2 separate regions of the Homo sapiens genome follow, and region 1 is linked to region 2. Evidence: chromatin loops called from intact Hi-C (ENCODE). Cell type or tissue: GM12878. All regions are shown on one strand.

Region 1 (4,000 bases), 990 kb after region 2:
AACATCTACATAAATAATACCACATATGATGTATAACATGATGTTAAAACTTATTGAATTAAACTAATAGTTCATTTCCAATTATTTCTCACTAATCATCTTATAGTTTGAGATATTACAATATTTTTATTATTTCTAAATATTATTACTATACTTGGTAATAAAAATAGCAATGAATAATAGCAAGTAACTGCCAGAACTGGGTCTGCTTTAGTCAAGTTAGTCCTCACAATGAAGTGAATTAGTAATCTAACTTTTTCTTAAAAATAAATATTTTACTACAGCAAAAACATAAAACATATTATAATCATAGTACCTACATGAATATCCATCGTGTTTAATGAAATCAGATCTAGTATTATAAACTGAAGCTAACTTAGGTAATTTGAATGCACAGCAAAAATAAATGTCCTAACCAGGGGGTGGAAAATTCCATAAAAGCAAAAAACTATTCCCTTAAATACAAAATTCCATTCTCATATAAATTTATTTTTGCTAAATAAATAAATTTATTTCTCATTCAAGGGTGAAAGTACCACCTATATTTAAGACCAAACAGTCTTTCTGTATTTAATAAGTGAAATATAAACATTATAATTATCAAGTTATATTGTGATTTGATATTGTTTATGGGCACTCATTTTTCAAACGTTGAAAGCACCAGGGTCTTTTGAGATTGTACTTTAGCCTGATTTGTATAAAATGCTGTGTTATGAATATGTGCGTGGTCATTAAGGAAATGAGGACTACTATCTGAAGCATCTAGCTTTGCACTTTTAAGTTTTTACTATGCATATGCTTTCTATTATTCCCCAAACCATTTGATTAGGAGGAATGGAAGTATGATAAATTGCTAGTTCAGAGAGACTCTGTAATTTGGGTTTTAAAACACTTAAAGTGTAATATTGGTTTTATGTACCTTAAAAAAAAGAGACAGATGATTAGAAAGAATAAAGGAGGTGGGATAACCAGAAGAAAGGTGATTTGTGGGAAAGTAAAAAAAGAAAACAAGAAAGAAAAGAAGAAGATAAAACAAAAAAGAAGAATGACACTTATCTAATAATTGGCCTGACTCTTCTGCATAAGAGCTTCATTTCAATATTACACAGACAGATAAAGTGAATGATGTTCATGGGCTTTTTCCTTTTAAAATAATTCCAAATTATATTCAAATAATTGAGCATAAAAGTTATAGATACATGTCAAGAGCCCCAAAACTGCAATTTTATATGTATATACTTGTCTTTTTTATTTTTATGCATACCTATGCTGATATTTCTATATAATTAATTAAGAGGAATATAAATATATTCTTGTAGACATTCATGGGGCTTTTCATTTTGTTACTACAATGCCTTCGTGCTATTGTAGTCACACACCTTCAGAAGCTGCTAGACTCATTCTCTTTTTGTGGAAAAAATTGTGATGTAAGGCTTCAGTGACTTGTGATGAATTACATTCAACACCTAATGATAATTCCTGCTATGGGCACTTTGAGGAAACCCTAGCAGAGAGCACTGACCTCGCTGCACAGTTCTGCGGGTCCTGGGTCTGTGGATCTCTGGAACTCTGCTGCCCTCTAATGGCCTACTTAGATAAGTGCCTGCCTCATAGGTCTGTTTTCTTAAGTTTCCTCCACCAATTTGATACCGGCACCATAAAAATCCAATATTCTTTGGTTTCGCTCACATATAAATGGATCTAAACTTGGTTTGTTGTCAGGTTAATTTTTCAACATAATTTTAATGTCATATGACGAAAAACTCATTCAGCATCCTCTGACTTAGTTCAAGCGTTATTGGGGCCAGTTGCTGTAAGTGGTTGGAAAATGGTAACCAAATATAAGTGACAGCTTTCACAGGATTCTGGCCATCTAAATTGGCTCCACGGCCTTTGATATTTATTGGGTTGTGTGGGTGTGTGTGGAAGCGTGTGGGTGTGTGAGGGTGTGCATGTAATTGGACTACATATTTTAAAAACAATAGCAATTTTACTTTCCAATTTCTTTATCTCATTTATTATCTTAAGATGTATGGATCCTAGATTATCTTCTCCTAATTAATCCTGTACTTCTTAGCGATCTAGTTACTTTATTTTCTCCCCCTTGCATCTTGCCTGGGAAACAGTGCATCACTGGTTACTAAGACTGAAATTCATAATTCAAGGAAAAAAAAGTAAACCGTAAGTCACATTTTAAGTCTCAATTGTATCCTGGTTTGGACTAGAGATGGTGGGATATAAGATTTATCAACATCACAGTGCATCAAACCCGTTAATAAATTACTTTCTGTGTAACAAGTAAAAGAAATCATTTCTAAAATGGAAGCACGAAAGGCATGGCATAGCTGGAGTTTAAGGTTCAAGCTTTGTATCCTCTATATATAATGTATTATGTTTTTCAAAAACTTTTTATTAGGAAAGCTATACCAGAGGCATAATCACTATACAATGATTAAACATTACCTTTACAATTTATAATCACTGAAATTACAGAATAAATATATGCACATTTCTTTTGAATCTTTGTGTGTGAGAGAGAAAACATTAAAAGTGCTTCCTACAAAGCTGTTAGTGATATATACCCAGTTGCTTTTTTTAATATTATATATATATATAAGAAAGTGCAGATGTTCTCCAAAAAATCTTGGCATCAGGATGAAGTGTCACAAAGAGGGTGCTCATCCCTAGGCGTGTGTCTTCGGCTGTTAAACCACCAGGCCTCTACTTCAGTAGAATCCAGCCTAGAATGTGACTTTTCCCAGGGTGGTAGGAGAGATGCTGTGAGCTGTACACTAGCAGTGAAGGGTGGTAGAACTATGGAGAGGAGAAAAATGGATCAAACCCGAACTAAGCAGATTGAGTTGAATGGAAATGGTATGGAGTGTGTGTGTGTGTGTGTGTGTGTGTGTGTGTGTGTGTGTGTACCTGCACCAGCAGGAAGAAACTGCAGGTTTAGGGACCATGGTCTGCAGATGGATATGTGTATGAGAGACAAGATAGTGAGTGAGAACATTCGAGCAAGACCCGCCCCCTCCCTCCCCATCTTGCAGTTTCCAGGCATGCAGCAAACTGCATTGTTAATACATGTACAGAATCTGTGCCATGATGATAAGAAAGAAAGCCACAAATGACAAATGTCAACTTGTTTCCCCCCCTTTAAATCAAAACTACAACTATAAAAAAAATAGTTACTGAAAATAAAAAGACACATTGAATTTTACTTAATTAGGATCCATACAATGATCCCCAGTATATCTTATACATGGCACAGTCAAAGTCTCAAGTTTCAGTATAAAAAAATAATGATAACATTTGCTGGCAAAAGTCTGCGAAGGCACTTTCATTGATTAATGATCTGAGTATGGCCCTTCCTCCAAATCGCATCTGAGAGGGGAGAGCATACATCTGTATTCTCTAGTTATCATGCGGTTTTAGTTTTGTTCAGGGTAGGAAAGATCGTGAGGATGGAGTTACTGGGACAAGTGTAAAGGGAGCAAGGGATATATTTCTTTTATTTTCCTTTTCTTTTGAAAAAAAAAAAGCACTAATATATTTTCTTCTCTCTGTTAGAACCTGTATGTTGTCTTCTCCAGGACTTCGAGGTAATCCGGCTTGGTTTGAAGTTTGGCCCTTAACTCGAGGTAATCACTTTTTTGGGTTTGGTGGTCTGTGAAGCCCTTTCCAGCCGAGAAGAGAAGGGTTTCTTTGAGCCTGGCATCCTGCTGTAAGTCTGGGTATTGCATGCCAGGAGGGTGCACGTGCAGTTCCTTTAATTTGGGCACTGTTCCATAGAGACAGTCCACAAATCCCACTGTGCAGGGGGCAGGCTGTGGCCTCTCTCGATCTAGTAGCATACTGCCACTACCACAGCCTCCCCCAGGAGGAAACAGCACCACCCCACCATTTTTCTCATGGTGGCGGAACCCTGCCAAGTCTCCCCCAGTTCCCCCAACTACTCCTGAAACCCCACCAACTGCTGGGTGGTGAGGGTGATGGTGAT
Region 2 (4,000 bases):
CTATACTTAAGCTCAACACATGATCAATTAGACCTAATAAACATCTACAGAATACTCCACCCAACAATCATAGAATATACATTCTTCTCATCCTCATAATGGAACATAGTCTAAGATTGACCACATGCTCAACCGTAAAGCCAATCTCAATAAATTAAAAAAATCAAAATCATACCAAGCACAATGTGGACCACAGTGCAATAAAAATAGAAAGTGATGCCAGGAAGATCTATTAAAAAAAAAAGGAAATTAGACAACTTGCTCCTGAATAACTTGGGTAAAAAACAAAATTCAGGGAGAAATGAAAAAAACAATAGAAATTAATAAAAATAGAGACACAACTTTCCAAGTCTCTGGTATGTGGGTAAAGCAGTGTTAAGTGGAAAGCTGATAATGCTAAATACCTTTATCAAGAAGTTACAAAGATCTCAGATTAACAATTTAACATCATACCAGGAGGAACTGGATAAAAAAACAAGCAAAATAACCACAAAGTTAGCGCAAAAAAAAAAAAAAAAGAAGAAGAACTAAAAGAAATTGAGATGTAAAAATCCAAACAACTGAAATATCAATGAAGGCAAGAGTTGGTTATTTGAAAGAATAAACAAGATTGATTGAACTCCAGCTAGATTATCAAAGGAAAAAAGATAATATCCAAATAAGTACAATCAGAAATGACAAAGGTGACATTACAACTCATCCCACAGCAATATAAGAGATCCTCAAAGACTTATGAACACCTCTATGCACAAAAATTAGAAAATCTGCAGAAAAACAACTCCTGGAAACACACAACATCTCAAGATTGAAGCAGAAAGAAAGTGGAAACCTGAAAAGACCAATAAAAAGTTCCGATATCAAATCATTAATTAAACAACAACAACAACAAATCCCTGAACAAGATGGATTCATGGCAGAATTCTACTGGATGTGAAAAGAAGTGGTATCAATCTTACCAAAAATATTTCCAAAAAAATTGATGATGAGGAGCTCCTTCCGAACTTATTCTGCAAAGTCAGCATCATCCTGATACACAATCTATCAGAGACACAATGACAAAAGAAAACTTCAAGTCAGTATACTTGATGAAAATGGATGTAAAAATCCTCAAGAAGATACTAGCAAGCTGAATCTAATAACATATCACAAAGTTAATTTACCAAAAACAAGTAAGATTTATTCCTGGAATATAAAAGTTGGGTTTTAACATACTCAAATAAATACATGTGATTTATCACATAAACAGAATAAAAAACAAAAAGCACATGATCATCTCAATAGATGCAGAAAAAGCACCATAAAATCCAACATCCATTTATAACAGAAACCCCCAACAGACTGAGTATCTAAGGAACATACGTCCAAAATCATAAGAACCATCGATGACAAATCCACAGCCAATATCATACTGAACAAGAAAAAGCTGAGACCATTTCCCTTGAGAACTGGAAGGACAAGAATGCCTACTCTCACCACTGCTATTCAACATAGTACTGGATGTCCTAGCCAGAACAATCAGAGGTGAGAGAATAAAAAGGCATCTAAATAGGAAAAGAAGAAGGGAAAATATCTCTCTTAACTATTAACATAATTCTATACCTAGAAAACCCCATAGTCTTTGCCCAACTGCTCCTCGAACTGATAAATAACTTCAGTAAATTTACAGGATACAAAATCAATGTATGAAACCCAGTAGCATTTCTATATACCAATAATATCCTCAATGAGAGCTAAATCAAGAACACAAACCCATTTACAATAGCCATAAAAAAGGGAAATATCTAATAAGACACCTAACCAAGGGTGTCGAAGATCTCTACAAGGAAAACTACAAAAAATGCTGAAATAAATCCAGACAATACATATAAATGAAAAAAAAAAAACGTCCACATTCATGGATCGGAAGAATCAGTATTGTTAAAATGGCCATACTGTCCAAAGCAATTTACAGATTTAATGCTATTTCTATCAAAATACCAATGTCATTTTTTCACAGATATGGAAAAAACTATTCTAAAATTTATATGGAATCATAAAAATAGCCCGAACAACCAAAGCATTATAAGCAAAAAACCAAGCTAGAGGCATCATATTACTGAACTTCAAACTATACTATAAGGCTACAGTAACTAAATAACATGGTACAAAAATAGAAATATAAGCTAATGGAACATAATAGGGAGCCCAGAAATAAACCTGCACACCTACAATCATATGATCCTTGACAGAGTCAACAAAAACAAGCAACGGGAAAAGTCTACCATAATTAATAAATGGTGTAGAGATGACTAGCTAGCCATAGGCAGAAAAATGAAACTGGAACCCTACCTTTTGTCATGTACAAAAATTAACTCCAGGTGGACTAAAAGTTTAAATGTAAGATCACAAACTATAAGAATCCTAGAAGACAACCTAGGAAATGCCCTTCTTGATATTAGCTTTAGCAAAGAATTTATGGCTAAGTCCCCAAAAGCAATTGTAACAAAAAAAAATTTAGAAGTGGGACCTAATTAAATGAAAGAGCTTCTGTACAGCAAAAGAACTGATCAACAGAGTAAACCGACAAGTAGCAGATGGGAGAAAATATTTGCAAACTGTGCATCCTTCAAAGGCCAAGTATCTAGAATTAATAAGGAAATCAAACGAATCAACAAGCAAAAAACAAATAATCCTATTCAAAAGTGTGCAAAGAACATGCAAAGACACTTCTCAAAAGAAGACCTACCAGTGGCCAACAAACATATATGATAAAATGCTCATCATCACTAATCTTCAGAGAAACACAAATGAAAACCAGAATGAAATACAATTTCACGTCAGAATGGGAATTGTTAAAAAATCAAAAAGTAACAGATGCTGGCAAAGAAAAGAATGCTTAGATACTGTTGAAATACAAATATTGCATGTTCTCACTTACAAGTGGGAGGTAAACCTTGAGTATACAGGGATATAGAGATGGAAACAATAGGTACTGAGGAGGAGGGTGAGAAAGAAGGGGGCACAGACTGTAAAACTATTGGGTACTGTGCTCATTAACTGAGTGACAGGATTATCCATACTCCAAACCTACGCATTACATAACATATCAATGTTAAAAACATGCATATTCATCCTCTGAAACCAAAATAAAAGTTGAAAAATATAATTAGAAGTTAATGTCAATAAAGACAAATAGCTCAGCTTCAACAAAGCAGAGGGGAAGCCATGTAACTTTAAGAAAAAAATAAATCGAATGTTTGTAAAGGTGGTATTGTCAGTCAAATCACTATTTGATTCACTGTTCTGACACATGCTACAACTGAATCGACCCTAAAGAATAATTAATTATCTCCAATAAACCATATTATATAGGGGATTCTCCTTCATGTAAAAACTATCTTTCCCCCAATTGTGCCAAATTCAAATAATAACTATGTGAGAGAAAAAACATGACAGAATAATAGAAATATTTCATGAAACTAAAGAGCTTCAGTTTAAAATAAAGCTCACAGGCCTTTAGTAATGTTTTTACAGGGTGTGACATTTTGGAATCAACACTTTGCCTAAGTGTTCTCAATAAGTCTGCAAAAGCTCTTGAAATGTTTTACTGTGATGTTTCCAATACTCTTAACAATGAATGTAATATGTTCTTTTTAAAGCAAATTATAAGCCAGCGTGTAATTTCTAAATGTGTGTGTGACTATATACAATTGTGAATAAGAAGTTATGTGTTGAATATTGGTGAACAAACATACACCTTGATTTTATGTAAATCATTAATAGGGTTTTGTGTGTGTCTGTGTGTGTGTGTGTGTGTAGAGGGTGCATATAAACCACTATATATTATACAAATGGTTACTTGATCTTATAATATAGTCTGGTTAATGGCTAGAAGAAAATAAAATGTGCTTGTTTTTCTTTTTCTTTTCTTTCTTTCCTTTTTTTTTTTTTTTTTTTGAGAAAGGGTCTTGCTTTGTTGCTCATGCTGGAGTATAGTGGCACAATCATGGCTCATGGCAGT

The links. Hi-C counts contacts between places; a loop is a spot of excess contacts. Peaks named below come from ENCODE experiments on the same cell type or tissue, not always from the same donor. Only the 100,000 strongest peaks of a DNase experiment are listed, where the experiment ranks them.
Region 1: a loop joins it to region 2, with 6 times the contacts of the local background. A loop is called at or near these places in 2 of 110 quality-filtered maps.

What each region holds. Positions count from the first base shown.
Region 1 is chr3:165,184,331-165,188,330 of GRCh38, forward strand. SLITRK3 (SLIT and NTRK like family member 3) reads right to left here. Exons shown (of 2, transcript NM_001318810.2): 2 at 2,390-4,000. The coding sequence ends at 3,567. Among named protein-coding and RNA genes, the nearest start is that of SLITRK3, 10 kb to the right of the region's middle. In GM12878, a CTCF peak has its summit at 1,571 (motif pointing left); a DNase peak (open chromatin) is centred at 1,552.
Region 2 is chr3:164,195,663-164,199,662 of GRCh38, forward strand. LOC102724419 (a long non-coding RNA gene) reads right to left here and starts at 1,890. Exons shown (of 5, transcript XR_001740997.2): 1 at 957-1,890. In GM12878, no CTCF peak of the experiment used is centred here; no DNase peak of the experiment used is centred here.